2 separate regions of the Homo sapiens genome follow, and region 1 is linked to region 2. The links are chromatin loops, found by intact Hi-C in ENCODE. Cell type or tissue: PC-3. All regions are shown on one strand. Each heading gives the region's core, and the rest is flanking DNA. Links, peaks and the distances in the headings are about the cores only.

Region 1 (5,392 bases), core at 209-5,208, 48 kb after region 2:
TAGGACATCAGCTGAGGCAAGAGATGATCATTACATTAGAGGAGGACAGCAGGGGCAGATAAAAAGAGAAGCGGCTGCACTCAGAATATGCTTTCAATGTGGAGACGACAGATTTGCCAACTGTAGGATTAGATGTACAAGCTGACAAAAGTGTTTTATTTATGATATTTCACAGAAATTATGACAACTCTGTTTGCAACATTTTAGTAGAGCAAGAAATTAAGTAGTACACAGCTATATTGAAAGAATACAACTAAAGTTTTAACAACTTTCATCTAAACTAGAGAGAAAAAGGAAAAAACAGATATAGTACATCTAAACAGATATGATACATTTAAATATAATATATCTAAACAGATATGATGCATTTAGATATATCTAAACAGATATGATACATTTAATTACACCTAAATTGTTTTCTTATATATATAATGCTCTTGGGCATAGCATTAGCATAGTAGGTTTATTGAGGATGTTAAAAGTACAGAAAACACTTTTTTTCATACTTTGCCCTTCATTTACCATTCCTTTACTACATATCTTTCTCAGTTTTAGAAAATAAAATAAATTTCAATGAAAATAAAATAAATAATTAATAAATAATAATATTGCCAATTTATTGACTAGCTACTGGGGAAAGAATTGGCAAATTCCTACTTGTTATTCAACTATTTTAGTTTACCAACCATTGCTGGTTATTTTTGCCAGTTAGCAATTTAACAACCATTGTTAATTTACCATTTAAAAGTTTAATGAGGCAAAACTTGGCATTAGAAATGGCATAACCTTTCCAAAGGAATTCTTTACATGTAGTGAAATTTCAAAAACACTCTGTGGTTGACTTTAACAGTGTTCTTTCTCTCATCTCACTGCTTTGCTAACATTTCTTATACATATTTCTTTTTCTTTAAAATATAAACTATGTAATCATTGGTCCTTTATAAATTAATCATATATCTTTAATATGAACTGATAAAGAATGGTTATTTCTGAACATCTATTTGGGTTCCACAAATCACTTCCCAAGAATTTTAAAATGAAGAAAACAAATCTGAGGTTTAAACTTGTAAAAATCCACACAGAATGAATACGATTAGCTCCCGGATGGGTAAATCAAAAGATTCCCTGTAGATGCAAAACCAAAGAATTTGGAACACCCAACACTCCATTAAAATTACCTGGGTATAATCTCTATGATGTCAGGCTGAAAATTGACTATAATTTAGTGAAGTGAAACAATTAATTGTATTGTGTCTAATGTAAACAAAGACTATGACTAGCAAGAAGGTGGTTAGACTATAGCACACATGCATACACACAGAAAGAAAACCCTAGTACTGTAGTATTTATCCAGTCTTAGCCAGGTAAAGAAAACTCTGTGACTCATAAAAAAAATTATTTAAAAGACATGCAATTTATCGTCCAAGATCTGCCCCCTGAAAGTACAATGTACAAAAGAATTGCATCCTTCTTCATCATTTCTAATTACGTGTTTAAAATGTGCCTTCTCCCACCTGATTACGAACTCCATTCGGAGGGAAATGGGGGGGAATCATGTCTACACAACACTACATCTCTAGTACATTCTGTTAGAAGAGAATTGCGATACTCCGCTCCTGGTTGACATTGGAGATACGATTCGCTAAGCATACTTCTAGCATCTCTCTGTCCATTTACTCACTCTTCCCTGGGGAAGAGAAGTGGAAGCTTGAGAAAAGTTAGCAGGAATGCTCAGGTGTACCATACTCCCTCTTGGGAGTTGCCTGCCCACAGCAGGAAGTATCTCCCTTCACCTCTAGAGCCTAAATCCCTGTGGAGAAAAGATCTGCCTGCCCTAGTCCAGGACTGCAGGGACCACATGGGTAGGTCTTCCTAATTCTGAGAGTTGGTTCATTGGTTCGCTTGGGTCTCTCATGAATCTATGACTCTAATCTTGATCTATAAATGATAGAGATGATATTTTGCTTCCATCTGCTTTTCAGAGTTTTTTTTTTCTTAAATTATTGAGATTCCAGGCACAGCAGGGGGAAAGGTCCTATTTACTGGCCCCCTTGAAACTCTAACACATAACACAATGTCTGATTCTCTGTAAATGCTTAGCAAATATTTCTTGAGCAACTGTAGAGATTAACACAAAAGGCTGATTCTACAAATTTAAGTTCTCTGCCCACAAAAAGCCTTAGTATACTACAGGCGGAAACTTGGAGGCTTACATCTTGGCCATCCAGTGCCCACTTTTCAGATAAAATAACAGAATGATCTGGGGCTCTGAGATCAAGATTGGGCTAGGATATCTTTGGAAACTGGGTCGAATGTGGAACATCATATGCCTCAAGACTGTGGTAGAGAGGCTGAGTAGGCTGTCTAAAAATACTATTCAATTTAAAGAGTGTACAGAAAGAAAAAAATCTGGGCAAGACACCAACAGGATAAAAATCAAGGAGATGGAAATGAGTAGTTAGAACAGAAGTCTATGGAAAAGACAAATTCTGGAGAAAAACGCTAATCTGGCTTGAAAATGGCTGCAGCATATTTTATTATGCACTTCATGGCTGGAAATGAAGCAGCCGGAGGGGCACAGGGAGCTGGTCACGTTACGGCTGGTTGTTTGGGGAAGTGGGCAATGATGATTGTCTCAGATAGGGAGGATGTCCTTCAAGCCCAAGAGCACAACGGAAGCACATTTTACTTGAATAAGAAAAATCATTGCCTGATTTAATTTTGCCAATGATTTTCTGCACTATTACTAAAATATACTCAGTAAAAACAGCCAACTATAAAACTCAAAATAATCAAGTTTTTACATTAAACAGGAAATTAGAGCTTCCTTTTATAATAAACAACTATTTAGGTTGTGCAAGGCATAATATTTATCAATTCACCCAGAATCTTGAATTATAAAACACATTTCCTGATGTTTATTTTTCCTCAACATCCAGGCTTGGACTGGAGCAAGTCCCTGACCACTTAACTCTTAATAGCTGACGCTGCCTCACCGCACCTCTATTCAATGTCTGTACATTATTCAAAAGAAGTGAAGGGAAAGCCTTGGTTGCCTTGGTTGTTTGGAAGCTATTATTTTCATTCTCCTTGTGTGGCAGAAGAAAAAAGACAGCAATGAAGGACCTGTCAATATGGAAAGAGTAAACTGAACTGACGTTTTTTTCAAGTAGTGAGTCTTTTTTCCAGGTTTTTTAGCCCTCCTCCTCCTATCAGTTGTTTATGTTTTAACTGGATCTATCTGGTGCTGATTTATATGAAATACTATTACTACTTGAGTATAACTAATGGCTTTAAGACAGTTACTTAGAGTAGCTAGAAAGTTGTCTCTTTAAAAACTATTTTAAAAATATATACAAAAGTATCCAGAAAAAATAATATATAATATTTATAAAAATATTTATCAAATATATAATAAAAATATAAAAAACAATAAAAGTACTAAACAAATGGGAGATTATCAATGTAAATTTAAGAAGTTGATAACTGTACTGTAATCGGGTTAGAAAATCCACACTGAATACTTAAAGAACCACAATCTGTGATGTAAGTTGTAATTTACTTCAAAAGGTTTAGGAAAAAAATGTGTGTGTGTGCATGTATGTGTCTGTGTGAGAGAGAGAGAGAATATATATAAAATATACACGTGGCTTACATAAAACTTTCCATGATATTACATGGCATTATATATTACTTATCGTTTGTCAGTAAACATTCATATATTTTATAGTTGTGACTAAGGATATAAAAATGTTTGAGTAGTAACTTATTTCATATAACTCTAAAATTAATAACTGAAAAATATTAATAACCAAGTACAGTAAATATAAAAGCAAACACAAGAAGAACCCAGCAGATACCTCAGTGTCAATTCAGTAATATGCCTAATCATACATAAGATGACTTTTATTTACTGCTCCTTATGGGAACTTGAGTTAAAAGGGCAAGAAACAAGTATCTGTAGCTTGCTGCTTCTAGAAATCCTGACCACTGGCTTGATGTCACAAAACCTTAGCTGACTTACTTTTGTACTTCACTGTTATTGTATAACAAGTTAATTCAAGGATGGCGATTGAATCCATGTAAAAATGACTATATCCAAATCACTTTATGTAACCTTAATATATAGCATAAACATACATATAAAAATCAATATTAATAAATAATAGAAATTATATCCATGATATTTGTTTCAAAAGGAAACACAGATGCATGAAATGTACTCAACACAATAGGTCATCTCTTATTTCTAGCTCAAAGAACACTGCCTACCACAAAGTGGCACATAATAAATATTTGTTAAGTGAATAAGCAAATGAATTAATAAATGAATAAAACAAAATAATATATGTAATGTTTTTAATGCAAAAACTGGCAGATAGCATTCAATATGTGATATGGTTCAGATTTGTGTCCCCACGCAAATCTCATGTCGAATGATAATCCCCAGTGTTGGAGGTGGGACCTGGTGGGAGATGATTGGATCATGGGGCTGGATCTCCCGCTTTGGTGCTGTTCTCCTGCTGGAGTTCTCACAAGATCTGGTTGTTTAAAAGTGTGTAGCAGCTCCCCCCACCCTCTTGCTCCTGCCCTGGTCATGTAAGATATGCTCACTCCCCCTTTGCCTTCCACCATGATTGTGAGTTTCCTAAGGCCTCCCCAGATGCAGATCCTGCCATGCTGCCCGTACAGCCTGCAGAACCATGAGCCAACTAAACCTATTTTCATTATAAATTACCCAGTCTCAGGTATTTTCTTATAGCAGTGCAAAAATGGATTAATACAATATGATCTTTGTAATAAACTTAATAATACTACTGTATAACATTTAACTTTGTCCTAGCCATCATGAGACAATAAATTAGTAATTCTCAATGAAAGGGAGCATGCCACACTCCCCTACGGGATAGTTTTTAGAGTTTATTGTTTATCTTCTGTTTTTTTGCCTTTACTGACTGTTACTGTGATTGGCGGTCCAACTATAAGTTGGGACCAAGGGGACTGGGTGTTGTGAAATGTGTAGTACAGCCCCACAGAATGAAGAATTGTCCTGTGTTTTGTGCAATTTTATAATATCCAACACATGACAAACCTTCACATTTTGTCATAGTTTTCATATATATCAAATTTTCTAGGATTCTGACTACTGTATAGTAGAGGAAATATTGTATGATGCTTTATTTTCTTTGTGGAGGTACTGGGAGTTAGTAAGAAGTTCAGAGTATGTTACTAAAAGCAGTATCACTTGTGGGATTTGAATTGCTAATATTTCAAACAGATGAGTCTGCATTTATAGCTGTTGAATTCATGTTGAAAGAACCTCCCTCTCTCTCTGCCCCCATCTATCCAACTACAAATACATTTATTTGTCGCTTGTTTTAAAATAATAATT
Region 2 (5,392 bases), core at 54-5,053:
CTCAACATTCTCCTCGACCATACCTACCATTTAACATAAAAAATATTTCATTTATTCATCCAGTTTGTTTTCTGTCTCCTTCCACCAAAATATAAGCTCCACGACATCAGGAATGACTCCTTTTTTTTTTTTTTTTTTTTTTTTGAGACGGAGTCTTGCACTGTCACCCAGGCTGGAGTGCAGTGGTGCGATCTCAGCTCGCTGCAAGCTCTGCCTCCCAGGTTCACACCATTCTCCTGCCTCAGCCTCCCAAGTAGCTGGGACTACAGGCGCCCGCCACCGCGCCTGCTAATTTTTTGTATTTTTAGTAGTGACGGGGTTTCACCATGTTAGCCAGGATGATCTCAATCTCCTGACCTCGTGATCCACCTGCCTCAGCCTCCCAAAGTGCTGGGATTACAGGCATGAGCCACCACGCCTGGCCAGGAATGATTTTTTAATCATATTCACTACTGTATTCCCACAGCTAGAACAGGACCTAGCACATAGTAGATACTCAATAAATATTTGTTGAATGAATAAATACAATAAAATCTATTCTTGGAATCAGTATGGTAACTGACAGTGCATTTCAGATTACCTTTACCTCTACATGGTTCAGTTTAATGTAGCTAGAAGTCTTGCCATAGATTAAATTTTAAAATGATTTTCTGCACTAATGATAAGAGGTTGGTGGTCACCTTGATCAATAAGGAAGTGCTAATCACATATGAGTCAATTCAGATTAACTCCCCAGAAATTACTCTATATCCACATTTATGTGAGTGGATGTCCAGAAGAAAGTATATAGTAAGTCTCTTTGTTTGGAGAATCGTAAAGGAGAAACTGCTTCACACCAAAAACAGAATGGGGAAATAGAAAGTTGTGAGAATTATGGGTCCTCAAAATGGTAGACATCTGCACCCACCATGATCAGATAATCCAGAGCAAGCTTGCAACCTAGGAGGAGGGACCATGGCAAATAGTCCTTGTATAAGTGCCTGGATCAAGAGCTGGAGTAGAGGACACAATTAATCTGCCATTGCCATTCCACATGCAGTAAAGAAAATGTTGCTTGCTAATTCCCTGGAGAACCCAAGAACAGATGTGCTGAGGCCAACTGAATATCACCCAGAATTCCCTACCTAGCACTCAAGGCTCCATTGATTTGCCCAGATAGATGTCAAATATCCAGTGCTATCAGACTGGTCATTTTTTCCTTATCAGATATGCTCTTACAATATACATTTGTCATTTTTCAGCTAATTGCTCAAATTCCAATTTCCTCCAATCCTATCCATCTACTTTCCTTAAGATATAATGGCAAGACATCTTCCTCTCGGCCTTCCTTGACTAAACTAATCTCAGATTTCCTGTGGAAATTATAAAAATAATATCTTAGATTTGCAGAGAAGTTGAGAATCTACAGAGCACATTCACAGTAGTGTCCCCCCACTTCCCCTCCCACACACACACCTTCTTTCTGTGTCCTAACCGAAAATCTCAGACTGCCTTGACCATTTCGTGACCCGGCCAGACGCAGGTTTTTCCCAGCAGGCTTGAACCCAAACTGGGGCTTTGAACATTCCTAAGTACTAATAAAGGCATCTAGGTCGTTGTCCAAAACACTAAAACTAACTGGCTCTAGCCCTGAGCTGAATTCCTGAAACCCTCATATGAACTCCCTACCCTTACCCGCTTCTGCAGACAAACCTACGTAGAACGCCCCTTTTGTCTTGTGTATCTCAAGGACTGCTGCAGCCCTCTGTAAGTTCCCCTAATAAGTGTTTTGGACAGATCACCCTGGTATTTGGGCTTCTTTCTTTGGAATCTCAACTGGCTCCATCTCAGGACAGTTTGGGGCATGCTCTTGTGGGGATTCCCATGCTCTGGGGGTGAGTCCAGCTTCAGATTCTGCATTCACATACTGACTTAGATAAATACACAGCAGTGTACTATTTTATAGACACATGTTTTTCTTGTACGTGCAAGCCCTATAGCCTTTCCACGGCTTGCTCTTCCCAGTCCTAGTAGGGTTCACCCAGGAGTACACATGTTAATGAAGAAATAAAATTAGTTTATTATACTGAAAAGTACTCCCAGGGCATTTGTCATGATAACAACTGAGTTTATTTTGTTATTTCAGTGATGAAAGTGCTTGGTAATGATCCAAAGCAAACCAATCTTTTTCAAAGTTTTTAGTGTTTAGTGTTAACAAAATTTAGTGCCTAGTGTTGACAAAATTCCCTACCTGACACAGTATTAAAACGTTTTACATTCAATTCTCTCAAAGACTCAGGTATGTGCTACATACCCATTTTGTAGATTAAAAAAAAAACCCAAGTCTTAAAAATGCTAACTAATTTGCCCATATAAGCAGATTGAGAATCTGAATCTGCTCTGTTTGACTTGAAAGCAGAAGCCCTTAGGAATCACACTCTGCAGTCAGGCACTATTCTATTACACACAGTGTATCGGCAGGGCTGCAGTACAACAAGAGGTCATCCCAAATATCACCAGGGACATTCAGGGTCTAAAGCAAATATGTACAACTTCCTGGGGCCTCAGGCAGAGTCATGCAGTGACTAAGGGAGGCATGCAGTGACTAAGGGAAGAAGAGGCTGAGGCTAAATAAGACTGGAAATATTCAAGTAAACCATGCTCCCACCTCATCCTCAAGATAAAACGAGCTTTTCTTGGGGAAAAAGGACTGAAGGCTTCATTTTCACACACACCACTGAGGTTTCAGGTGTTTAAGAGGTTGCCTTACCTTCTTTTCTTCTTTAGTGCTACCTACTAATCTTCATTTGAACCAGATTTATCTGACCGTATTAATAGATTCAGGGTTTGAAAAAGGTCAGGACACAGTGAGAGCCTCAGTCATTAGCCTAACAGTCTAATTTTCTTTTCCAAATATATTCAACTATTTCCTTTATTGTTGTAGAGCATAATGGATAAATGCACAGATTTTGTTTCACCATTCTCTCACTGTAGGACCTTGGAAATGTTGCTTAACTTCTCTGTGCCTCAATTTACTCATCTGTAAAGTAGGGATAACAATGGCACCTATCTCTTTGGAGATATTGTGAGGAATAAATGAGATAGTGTATATAACATACTTAAGATATTGCTGACCCAAAATAAGTTCTCCATAAGTATTTGCTATTATAATTATTATATAAGTCATGTGTCATAAGGATTATAAAAAATGATAGCTAATATTCAATGAGCAATTATGCTAAGTGCTTCCCATTTATTTCTCATATAAACCCTGGAAGGTAGATATTCTTACTGTACCAATTTACATGAAACAGAGGCTCAGAAATGTGAATCCACAAATTACCTAGGCAACAAATGATAGAGTTAGAACTAAAGCCTACCAATCTACTCCAGAATCAAGCTCTTAACTACTATATTATTTCAAGTAGGTAATGATACTTGCTAAAAGATACTAAAGTTTTGCTCTGTGCCAGGCATAGTTCTAATAACTTTACAACTCTTTCCTCAATTAATTATCACAGCCACCTTATGGGATGGATGCTTTTATTGTTTTCAATATACAAAGGAGAAAACTGAGGGACCAGCATTAGATAACTTGGCCAAGATCACATATTGTATTAGTTCGTTTTCACTCTGCTATAAAGAACTACCAAAGACCAGATAATTTATGAAGAAAAGAGGTTTAATTGACTCACAGTTCATCAGGCTGCACAGAAGCATGGCTGGGAGGCCTCAGGAAACTTCCAGTCATGGCAGAAGGTGAAGGGGAAGCAAGTTCACCTTACCACGGCAACGCAGGAGAGAGAGGGCAAGGAGGGAAGTGCTACACTTTTAAACCATCAGATCTCATGGGAACTCACTCATTATCATAAGAACAGGATGCGGGAAATCCACCCCCATGATCTAATCATCTCCCACCATGTCCCTCCCCTGACACTTGGGGATTACAATTCATCATGAGATTTGGGTGGGGACACAGAGCCAAACCATATCACACATCTAGTATATGGTTAAGGTAAGTGTACCCCATACTAAAAAGTAAACAAAGCAGAGGTGCTAAATTTTCATCTCTGTGACCTAATACCAGATAGAGGATAACAATTTTCAAAAAGGAAACTCCCTTCTGCTATGTTCATCTAAACAGTTTCTAAGCCAGTGTGACTAAGAGAAAGACTCAATACTAGAATCATAAAAGAACTGATTAAATGCTAATATATTCTGTTTTGCCTTACTACTCAATCATTTTCCACCTCTACTAGCAGGCATTTTCAATAGTCATTTTTAATGTCCTATACAATTTGAATAGAATATAATTCTCTATTAGCAAATATGGATCAATTTTTCACATGAAGCAAGACCATTGATTTCATTTGGTTCATGACCCAAGGAAGTTATGGACAACACAGGGAGAGATGGTGGCTGAGTATTCATTCTATGTAACTATGACACAAAGGAGAATCTGCCAATGATATACTTAGCCAAAACCCGCAGGAATTTACAGTCATGACTTAACAATACTAATGGATAACAATTGATAAGGTGTGAAACAGGATCACACACTAGCCCAATATACTCTTGAAGTCTTTGTGCAAATTAGAAAGACGAGCTTTGGTTTGCTGAGCATAACACAAACTTGGCTGTAGCTTCTGCACTCTAGACCAAGGGCTTGGTGTATGTTCCAAACAGATCTCAATGAATCTGAGACAATATGGGAAGGTATTTTTAGAAGTCTTAAGAGACATGATCAATAGCAAAAACAGAAACATACTGATATAGATCTTGAGAAAAGAATAAATACATGAGTCCAAAAAGGAAAATGGCAAGCCAATTTTCTTTACAGGACAATTGTGTGGGAGGACGGCAATGTGTCATAGGAAATAATACTTGTCAATGGTTAGGACAAACTTTTTAGATCCCTTATATTTATATCAGAATTAAGTACTTGACTTGCTGGAGGAAAAGCACAAGAGGAATATATGAAAGAGCAATGAATAAAATTTAAGATTTTTGTGGATATTTTAGAATGTTACTCTAGGTAATAAAAAGGTCATGATCAATTATGTTATCACAAATTAACTACTAGAAGACAAATAATTAATTAACAAGAAATGGTAAAGGACCCCGATTAGGAAAAGAGAAGACATGATGACAATGGTAATAAAAATTGACCAAAAAAGAAAAAAAAAAAAAACACCGGCAGCTACTGAGCACCTAATGCTATGAGCTTTACCTTCATTACCTTCACAATAACCTTATGGGAAAGCACCATTATTAGTACCATTTTACAGATGAGGAAACTGAAGCGTAAGAGGTTACGTGACCTAACCAGGATCTCATGTAAAATAATAGAACTTGGATTTACACCCAGGCAGTTTAACTCTGGAGTTTACCTACTTGACCAACAGACTATACA

The links. A loop is a pair of places that touch in the nucleus more often than their neighbours do. Peaks named below come from ENCODE experiments on the same cell type or tissue, not always from the same donor. Only the 100,000 strongest peaks of a DNase experiment are listed, where the experiment ranks them.
Region 1: it touches region 2 in a loop (3-fold over the local background); 1 of 110 quality-filtered maps calls a loop at or near these places.

The regions. Positions count from the first base shown.
Region 1 is chr4:86,384,599-86,389,990 of GRCh38, forward strand. It overlaps a transcript of MAPK10 not described here. Among named protein-coding and RNA genes, the nearest start is that of MAPK10, 27 kb to the left of the region's middle. In PC-3, for the core only: no CTCF peak of the experiment used is centred there; no DNase peak of the experiment used is centred there.
Region 2 is chr4:86,336,665-86,342,056 of GRCh38, forward strand. The region is part of intron 2 of MAPK10 (mitogen-activated protein kinase 10); the gene reads right to left. Among named protein-coding and RNA genes, the nearest start is that of MAPK10, 21 kb to the right of the region's middle. In PC-3, for the core only: no CTCF peak of the experiment used is centred there; a DNase peak (open chromatin) is centred at 2,537; H3K27ac peaks cover 1,365 bases.